Linked DNA regions of Homo sapiens: regions 1 and 3 are each linked to region 2. Evidence: chromatin contacts called from ENCODE Hi-C or POLR2A ChIA-PET data. All regions are on one chromosome and are shown on one strand. Each heading gives the region's core, a stretch centred on a gene start or an enhancer-like site at or near the end of the contact. The rest is flanking DNA. Distances are from core to core; before and after follow the strand shown.

The links. A loop is a pair of places that touch in the nucleus more often than their neighbours do. ChIA-PET counts read pairs that join two places held with the same protein, here RNA polymerase II (POLR2A). Pooled maps may share reads with other maps.
Region 1: a loop to region 2 is called in a map of CD4-positive, alpha-beta T cell, with 13 times the contacts of the local background. The contact joins the promoter of KIF11 here to the promoter of R3HCC1L in region 2. A Hi-C loop is called at or near these places in 2 of 168 maps with a recorded cell type or tissue (CD4-positive, alpha-beta T cell and CD8-positive, alpha-beta T cell) and 8 of 50 pooled maps.
Region 3: a loop to region 2 is called in a map of CD4-positive, alpha-beta memory T cell, with 17 times the contacts of the local background. The contact joins the promoter of CFAP58-DT here to the promoter of R3HCC1L in region 2. A Hi-C loop is called at or near these places in 1 of 168 maps with a recorded cell type or tissue (CD4-positive, alpha-beta memory T cell). POLR2A ChIA-PET finds 5 or more read pairs at or near these places in 1 of 52 experiments (activated T-cell).

Annotation. Positions count from the first base shown.
Region 1 is chr10:92,591,598-92,594,738 of GRCh38, reverse strand. KIF11 (kinesin family member 11) reads right to left here and starts at 1,609. Exons shown (of 22, transcript NM_004523.4): 1 at 1,287-1,609. The coding sequence starts at 1,363. RefSeq lists silencers at 1,205-1,274, 1,355-1,404 and enhancers at 872-1,623, 1,725-1,774, 1,805-1,994, 2,805-2,894.
Region 2 is chr10:98,133,362-98,136,496 of GRCh38, reverse strand. It overlaps R3HCC1L (R3H domain and coiled-coil containing 1 like), which reads right to left and starts at 1,840. Exons shown (of 10, transcript NM_001351015.2): 1 at 1,791-1,840. RefSeq lists enhancers at 1,142-1,281, 624-1,413.
Region 3 is chr10:104,351,997-104,355,455 of GRCh38, reverse strand. CFAP58-DT (CFAP58 divergent transcript) reads left to right here and starts at 1,881. Exons shown (of 2, transcript NR_108036.1): 1 at 1,881-2,338. It overlaps CFAP58 (cilia and flagella associated protein 58), which reads right to left and starts at 1,623. Exons shown (of 18, transcript NM_001008723.2): 1 at 1,550-1,623. The coding sequence starts at 1,558. RefSeq lists enhancers at 1,894-1,953, 3,231-3,340, 3,361-3,410.

The DNA of each region.
Region 1 (3,141 bases), core at 360-2,859, 5.5 Mb after region 2:
ACAGTGGCTGGAGGAAAAGGGATGGAGAGGGAAAAGGGGGGCTCCAGCAATGATTGTTTTGTTTCTTAATCTGGGTGATGAATATACAAATGTTTATTACATTGTTCTTAATAACTTTTTGTAAGTCTGAAATATTTTGTAACTAACATTAAAAAAGAAATTAAATAAATGCATACGGAAAAGGTAATATTGCCTGGTTTTATTAAACAACCAAAATAATTTTAAAATTTGCACTTGTTATATGCACTGCATTTTTAAATAAAAATCTTCAAACAACTAACTACTAACAGAAGCCCCAGAGTACAACAACTAGTAAGTGTCACTGGCTAGACTTAAGATTGCCACCCAATTTCCTCTCTGACACCTTGTTTAGAAACCTAGTCATCACCTTCGATATCCACAATTCAAGTTACCAGGGCTGAGTAAACAATAGCCTAAGAAAGTTTGTTGATACAAGTTTTTCTAAAAAATAACCTTTTAATTTTAGAATACTTTGGGGTTTACAGAAAAGTTGCAACAGCAACTGTTAACAGCCACAAAAACGGACACACAAAACACACATACTCAGTAAACTGTGGAGAGCCTCTAAAAAGTTGAATAAATCAATTCTAACTAAGCAGCAGTTTCTAGCTTATTTTAAAATTGGGAAGTTATTTGGAAACCAGTCAGGGGAGGGCCGAACACCCCTCCACATCCCTTTATCTCGAAATATCCGTTTAGTTTGGTCTATGAACAAACACGCAGATGAAAGGGAAAACTGCAGCACAATCAGAAATTTACACTAGCTTAACTTGTCTTGATCTTTTAAAAAACATAAACTCACTTTATTAATTTTTAATGTTTAAAGACAGAGATGTTTACTTGTTTAGTAGGGATGCAGAAAATATTGCATCTAGAATAAAGAGAACAGTGATTGATTGCTTTTTAGAGGTAATAATACCAACGTAAGTGCTTAACCATCTGCAAAATAGGTATTCAGTCTTACTTCCAAACTGACAAACTACATGAAGTAGCATATAAAAGTGACACCTACATCTTTATTGACTATAGTTTAAACATAAGAACGCACTTTTCAGTATGGAACAGTGATCAAATCAAACATGTTATTTTCTCCTAAAAACCACATACACACAGCAACCGGGTGTCATTTTTATTGAACAGAACGCGGAGAACCAAGAAACTGGGACCCTCAGGAAATGCAAATAAAATCCCTCTCCCTGGACCGCGCAGTAGGGGGCCCAGCAGCGAAGCCGCAGCGCTCGGAATCCTGTCAGCCCTCTCCCTACCTGCATCTCACCACCACCTGGATGTTCTTCCCCTTCTCCTCTTTCTTCTTCGCAGACGAATTTGGCTGCGACGCCATGACGGTCCCCGCCAAAAAATCAAGGCCCGGCCGCGGACCTGGGCGCTGTGAGGGGCGGAGGGGCTTGGCGGCCGACAGGGGCCGGAGTCTCCCTGGTCCCTCTCGGGCGCTGGCGTGGCCTGGAGGACCGACGCACGCAGGTCGGCGTCCCCGCTCTCTACCCGGTACTCTGGCCGTGGCGTTTGTCCCGCGCCAGTCGGAGCCGCCAAATCACTAATCTCGTCTCCGCCCGAATCCCCAGAAACTAAGCAACGACTCGGCGCCTCAATTTGAAAAAGAGACAGAGTAGCCGGACCAATGGCTGCGCTGGCGCGCAAGGCACCATGGGATGCAGTATCCTCACTGGAGCCCCGCCCCCGGAGCGTGGCCTACGGGAACGTAAAGAGGTGGTCTGTCTGCTTGCTCCGGAACTTGGTAGTCCAGAGCCGAGACGCTAGAATTGAGTGTGGAACTTTTAGCGTAGCGTGGCTCAACTTACATAACGTCCCTAGCCCAAAATTCCCTCAGCTGCAGAGAGGAAATAATAGTAACCATCTCAGAGGGTTAGGGTGAGAATTAATGAGCTTGTGGAAGTAAATAGATTGGAATATATGGTAAGCACTCGCCATGATTATAATTATTAGAGAATTGTAAGAGAGGGCAGTAGAAGCACAGAAGAGAGGTCCAAAGCGAGCCGCCATCCCGGAGGCAGAGACCAGAATAGTCTTTGTGTGTGTGTGTGTGTGTGTGTGTGTGTGAGAGACGGAGTCTTGCTCTTGTCACCCAGGCTGGAGTGCAGTGGCGCGATCTCGGCTCATTGCAACCTCCGCCTCGCAGGTTCAAGCGATTCTGCTGCTTCAGCCCCCGAGTAGCTGGGATTACAGGTGCGTGCCACCACGCCCGGCTAATATTTGTATTTTCAGTAGAGATGTGGTTTCACCATGTTGGCCAGGCTGGTCTCGAACTCCTGACCTCAGATGATCCACCCGCCTCGGCCTCCCAAAGTGCTGGGATTACAGGCGTGAGCCACCGCGCCCGGTCCAGAATAGGCTTGAAGAATAATTAATGTTGGGGCCCGGTGGCTCAGGCCTGTAATCCCAACACTTTAACGGGCCGAGGTAGGACGATAACTTAAGTTCCAGGAGTTTGAGACCAGTCTGGGCGACATAGGGAGACCCCCCTCCCCGCGCCTCCCAACGGGTCTCAACAAAAAATAGAGGGGAAAAAATAGCCTGGTGTGGTGATGCGTGCCTTTTGGTCCCATCTACTCGGGATGCTGAGGAAGAAGGATCGCTGAACACGGGAGATAGAGGCTGCAGTGAGCCGGGATTATGTCGCTGGATTACTCCAGCATAGGCGACAGAGCAATGCCCTTTCTCAAAAAGAAAATAATAATAATAATAATTAGGAAGTGTTAAGCGATAAGGCTACTACAGGTTCCAAATCGTGATGAAATGGACACTGGACGCCATTTGGAGGACTCTGAATTTATCCTTTAGTCATCATCTCTAAGTGACTCCAGGCAAGAAAGCAGGGTCCGCCTCGATTTTAGAACGACTGCACTGACCGAGTGACGCAGGCCGCGGGTGCGCTGCGCTCCCCGTTTCTGCGCGGCGCAGCGGGCGGTGGCATCTCAAGGAAGCTGCGCAAACATCCGCCGCCCCGGCCTACGGATCCCAGCATGCAGCGCTCGCTGGGGCCTGCGCGCCGTCGGTCACCTCCGGCCTGCTGCGGGAGAACTTTTCGGCGTCTTGGCAGTGCCTGGCGTGACTCGACCGCTGTAGGTGTGGTACGCCGCA
Region 2 (3,135 bases), core at 591-3,090:
AGGTATATATGAAACCTAAATCAATTTCATGTTTAGATTGGGGTCCCATCCCAAAGATATCTAACTATGTATATGCAAATATACCAAAATCTGAAATTTGAAACACTCTGGTACCAAGCATTTCAGATAAGGATACTCCAACCTGTAGTAAGACACAGCACCAGGACTTGAACTCAAATTTGCTCGAATTTGTACACTAAGCTAATGCAACTTACTGTCATCCTCTCTTGTTTTTTGGACCATTTTCAAGTATTCTTCAATCAATAAATTCAGAATAAACACAGACTAAAAATACCTAACTACACTTTCTTACCCCTTTAAAAATTAATCGCAGAGGTCGGGCACAGTGGGCACAGTGTCAAACGCCTGTAATACCAACACTTTGGGAGGTCGAGGCGGGAGGATCATTTGAGCCCAGGAGTTAGACCAATCTGGGCGACATAGTGAAATCCTGATTCTACCCAAAAAAAAAAAAAAAACTGATTGCAGAATTAGCATTCTCTGTAAGGGGAAAAATAAGACAATAAGCAACTTGCTTAGTCTCAAAGCTTAATGTCAAAAAAAATTAAACAGATGGGATATTTGGCTATTTATATTCTGAATTTCAACTGTGACACAAGACACAAGACCTGCTGGGGACAGGTATTAGTTGTAGTACAACCATATCTGAGGAACGTTTACTGCTTTATGCTTGTACCTGTGTGATACTGAAGGAAGGTTATAACAGCAAGAGATAGTTGTGTGTGCTGAGGAAGAAGAGTCTAAATTCTGGTGGGCCTTAAAATCCAGATGAAGTTTTAAATTGACTCCACAGGTGGTAACGCCCTAAGGTCACCTCTTCACTAGGAACCTGGCATAAAAACATCTGTATGGTTCAGATTCGTTTCCAAAGACACTTTCCCCCTATTTATTAACTAATTTGATCTTCGTATAGACATGAACCTGGTTTTAAAACTCAACTGACCTAGACTGGAGACTGGGGGATGGCAAGGTTATACCCGAAACATACTTTAGAGTTCAAAGCTTTCGCAGGAATATCACTTCTGCTGAAGCCCACAACCCTGGAAGGCCGCAGGGCAAAGAACATTAACCCCACTTTTCAGACAACGAAACCGAGGCTGCGCTAAACAGACTACTGTACAAAAGATCACAGGTCCAGCCAAGTGGCGGACTGAGACTTCCCCCAGGATATCAGACTCCAAATCCTGTGCTCCTTCCCGTACACAACTGAGAGGGGGCTGCACTCACAAACTTTAAAGATCGGACTTGGGGTTTTTCGCAGGCCTGCCAAGAAAAAGCAGGAAGTACATGCTCCTTTATAGATTGCTCACTCCCAGCCCGTAGCCCGGGGCTCCCGGGCAGCGGAGGAGGCTCAAAGGCGAGGCTCGAAGCGAAGCCCGGAAACCGCCGGCAGCCCTGGGGGCCCACGGCCCCGCAGCCCCGAGGGGGTAACCAGGGACCCCGCTCAATACCTGTTGAAACCCAGAAAAAGCACGTCCTTTCCGCCAGGATCATTTGGGGCGAGCGCCCAAAGCGAGCACGAGCCCCAGTGAGTGCAAAAGAGCCCCGGGAGGGTCCCTCTCAACCGCGGGCCCGCAGGGGTCAGAAGGCGGGAGCTTCCCAGTAACCTCCGCCCCAGGCAGGGGGCGGCCCCTCGCGTCACATGAGGAAAAAAAATACCAGCAACAAACGACGGAATGGAAGTCTTGTCCCGGGCTGTGAAGGGAGAAGTGGGGATTAAAAATCCTAGCTTGAGGTACAGAGGGAGGGGATACGGGGCTGGTTGTTACCGGCGCGCTGTTGCTCTCCGCTTCCGCCGTCTCCGCGAAGCTCTATCTCTTCCGCTCGCGCCGCTGGGGCGCGCGTCAGGCCTCGGCTCCGCCCCCAACGCCGTGGGGCCTTCTGGGGGTTGTAGTTTCCGCGAGGCCCGGCCGCGCCCACTGAGTTCAGGTCACGTAGGGGAGAAGCTGGCAAAATGGCGAGTGCCGGAGAGCATTTCTGCTCCTGTCCCTTCAACCCTTCCTCATTCCTCTCGGCTATATACGTGCGCAAATCTCCTTACATTCCACTCAATTATACCATCTCACTTCCTCCGTTCACAGCCAAGTTTTTTGAAAAAGATAATCTACACTGTCTCTACTTGCTCATCTGTGTTCACTCCTCATCGCAGCTTCCGCCCCCATGGAAAATGCCTTGTTGTCATAAGTGTCCTTGTTGCCAAACTCATTGGAGGTATTTCCGGACTCATCTAACTCAAGCTTTAGTCATTTGACGCTATTGGGCATTATCACTTATTTTCTATGACACTATCCAGGTTTTCCTTCTCTGAATTCATTCTACTTTGTTTCCTCTAACTTACCTCTAAAATATTGGTGTTTTCCAGAGTTCTTAAAATTGGGGTGGGAGAGGGGACACTCCAGTCCCTTCTCACCTGAGCTCATTGTTTGTATTCCCAACTTCCTAGACAAGACCTCTCCTCATCCATGCCCACAGGCATCTCCAGTGTCCTTGAAAAGTGAACTACTGGGGCCAGGAACAGTGGCTCATGCCTGTAATCCCAGCACTTTGGGAGGCCAAGGCAGGTGGATCACCTGCGGTCAGGAGTTCGAGACCAGCCTGACCAACATGGTGAAACCCTGTCTCTACTAAAAGTACAGAAATTAGCTGTGCGTGGTGGTGGGCACCTGTAATCCCAGCTACCCAGGAGGCCGAGGCAGGAGAATTGCTTGAAGGAGAATCGCTTGAACCCGGGAGGCGGAGGTTGCAGTAAGCCAAAATTGCACCACTGCACTCCAGCCTGGGCAACACAGGGAGACTCCGTCCCCCAAAAAAAGAAAAGTAAACTACTACCCCTCCTCCCTACTCATTAATATTCACTCTTTAACCTGATTCCTCCTTTCTCACTTCCTCTTCCTCCAATATTCAAATGGTCACCAAATCTTGGAGATTCTATTGTAGCAGGACGAGCCGCAGACAAAACCTCTCAGACACCAAGTTGTAGAACGAAGGGCTTTATTCAGCTGGGAGCATCGGCAAGCTACTGTCCTAAAATCCAAGCTCCCCGAGTGCACAATTTCTGTCCCTTTTAAGGGCTCACCACACTAAAGATTTCACATGAAAGGGTCGTGATTGATT
Region 3 (3,459 bases), core at 632-3,131, 6.2 Mb before region 2:
AAACGAGAGGAGTAACAGAAAGAGGGAAATGGAAATAACTAATCCATAATAGTGGAGCAGCTTCTGAGGCCGGCACCTGGGCAGGGTTCCTCACAGAAATATGCAAATATATCCTGAATAGGGCAGAGCCAAGGAAATGAGGGGCTGGTGCCTCTGGGAGGCTGGGGCTTCCCTATGGGGAATGAAGAATGAAATAAACAAAGATGACTGGTGGGAGAAAAGAGGAGAAAACACTCAAAAGCAATAATGGGACAATAAAGAACTAGAAGGAACAAGAAAGGAAATGGGAAGAAAGAGATACAAATGACTATGGGTAATGGGGAGAAGTGAAGTGGCCACAGCAGCATGGATGTCAGAGAGAGATGTGAGTGATGGAGCCCAGGCGTGAGGAAGATGGATGATATGAAAGAGATCGTATGATAAGGAAAGGAAGGAGGTGTTGACCACGGGAAGACGGAATTTATAAAGCTAGACTGGAGATGGAGGAAAAGCAATGATGAGGGGATGTGAATGGTGCAGAGGAAGCAAGAGAGTAACTAGAATGGGGTGGGGAGGGGGTGGAGCACGATGGTGCTGAAAGATGATGGGGCTTGGGCTGGCTTCATGGGAGTGAAAACTGGTCAGTTGCACAGGGCCCCTTGCTCAGAAAGGCCCCATTCTTGGTTGAATGCTCTGCTGTTCTGTCTTAAAATTATTTGTAATTTTTGAAGAGACTTTGTGTTTTCACTTTGCATCAGGCCTTGCAAATCATGTAGCTGGTCCTGGCTGGAACAGACCGTGGGATGGGTGATGGGGGAAGGGCTCTGATGGGGCCATGAAGGATTTGGGTAGGGCCATAGTGGATGGGGACTGTGAATGGCAAGTAATGACAGGGACCCGAGGCTCTTGAGGTTATACGTGAGGGGGCTAAGGGGCAGGCAGGGAGTCACTGAAGGGTTGCAGAAATAACCCCTCATTGGAGAGGCTGAAAATGGGGTGTACTGTAATATGGGGGAGTGGTGGGGTGATACGAGATGTTAACACAGGAGTCAATGAACACACGGGGCAGAGGTGATGGGCAGAAGAGCCTTAATGAAGCTGTGTGACAGCAGGTGATCACATGTTAGGAAATCAGGGTGTGACAGGTGGACAAGGGCCATTGATTGGGATGACAGCAGGCATCTGTGAAGCTTTCTTCCCGGTTTCCCCTGTGAGATAAGACATCTCCAATATTTCTGTGTGAGCCTCTCTTATGGTATCACTCCATGACTAAAAATCTAGGGCTGGGTGCATGTCACGTGTGGATTTCAGAATTCATTAATTTTCTACCGCACTTAGCATAGCGCCGATGCCACAGTGGGGATAGTGGGGTGTCCACACAAATGAAGGAGAAACAGGAGGTAAAGAGGCCAGAGCCAACGGAGAAAGGCGCGGGAGTGAGTGAGGGTGCAGGGGAATAAGATGTTGATGGGGGGAAATATTGGAATCACCGTTTGTGACAATCGTCAGTAGGAGAGGGACAATGGGGAGGGGTCAAGGGAAAGGCGACAGAGGGGCGCTGACTCCTGACCTCAGCCATCCTGATGCTCTCTGGGGGCGGCCTCAGAGGCTGCTGTGGAGATCGCAGGAGCTGGGCCGGAGTCTGGGAAAGAAGCTAAAGGCGCGACGCGCTGTCTCTATCGCCCGCCCCGAGCGGAAACCCGCGCTCGGCGCGTCGGCCCGTCGCCTGGCAACGGACACGCCCTCTAGGGGCGCTAGCGGGAATTCGAAAGGGGAGGAGCTTCTGCGGCTGGCACCTGGGCAGGGTTCCTCAGAGAAATATGCAAATATATCCCAATGGGGCGGAGCCAAGGAAGTGAGGGGGCGGTGCCCCTGAGAGGCTGGGAGGAGTCCCACGGTGTGGGCAGATGGAGACACCCAGGAGAAAGAAGAGGGCGAATTGGAAGAGGCCACCCAGAAAGGACGGTGTGTGACACTAGGGAGCCAAGCATGGAGAGCCGAGGACTAACGCTTGGAAGGAAATGTGGACCAGAAGGTTCCGGATGAGGGAAGGACTGGCGGCTACACTCTGCCTTCCGAGACAACGAGGAATAATCTCACTTCAGTCAGTTCAACCCTTGTAAAACAGCTACTGTGTGCAAGACACGGAGGGAAAGCTGAAGTAGAGAAACCACAGACGCTGTCTTCAAAGGGTTTAATCTAATATTAGTGATGAGAAAAATAGGGTGCAGAGCTTAAGGCATCCTGGAAAAACGTATGTAGCGCCACATCGCGAAAATCTCTCTTCTGGGACCCCTCTCCCAAAAACGTTTCTTCGCCCTCTTCTCCCCCTTCTGCCTCCACTCTTTCTGGACTTCAGGTACAAATAGTTGAAATAATTATACTCCTTGGTTCATGAAATGTGTAAGACTCCTCTCTGGTTTTATTTTCCCCCTTTATCCCCATCCCTACTCCCAACCCCTATCCTCAACCCCATAGGCATTCATGCTGCTGTGCTTCCATATGTATTTTTGGGAAATGTACAAAATTTTTATCAGTGTATTTTTTAAAAATGTTTAAATAATGCTACTGGACTTTGGAGATTATCTTATTTTCTACTTTTTTCACTCAACATTCTTTTTAAGGATCTGTCCTCGTTGCGATTGGCAAGCATATAGTTCATTGCTTCTGAGTACTGCACAGCGTTTCATAAGGGGCATCTACCACACTTCACTTCCATTCCCCAGGTGTTAGGTAACAAGGCCGCCTCTAATTCTCCAATACATCAAGTAATACAGCCATGATCGTCTTTGTCCGTGGTCCCTTAAGGACCTCTGTGCAAATTCCTCTGAAATATATGCCAAGGAGTAAGATTGTTAAAGTTATAGGGATGCACAGGGACATTTGCTTATGCAGCTGCGTCCTGCACAAACACATCCAGCCATGGGGCAATGGAGGCTGAAAAACTGTCTCTACTCTCTTTCCCGTGCCATGTGCCCTACTGGAGAAAGGTGTGCACTTTTTATTCTCACAAAATCTCTGTACGCCAGCCAAGTCATGAACCTAGAAGGCTGTAACTATCTAGAGGGTGTGATATTTTCAAACTCATCTGGCCAGATGAACAGTTTTCCAAGAGCACAACGATGCCCAGTAGCCTAGTACAAGCCCTGGGTACTTACCAAGCACTTTAAGATTGTGTACCAGAGTTACTGCCCTACGCTGCACTCCAGTGTGGGGTTTCCATCCAACACTTCCATCCATCCCTTCCAGAAGGTGATAGGTCTTTTTTATTAAACACTCATAAAGTGTTTAGTAAATACCAGATACTATTCTAAGTGCTTTGCAAATATTGACTCATCTAATTAGCTAATTTTCTAATTTCTGTCAATATGATGAAAGTAGTGTAAGCTCATTTTTTGCTTTCATTTTCACTTCTCTAACTACTAGTGAATTTTTTGACCATTTCTTTATACATTCATAGGCTACTTGAGATTCCCTTCT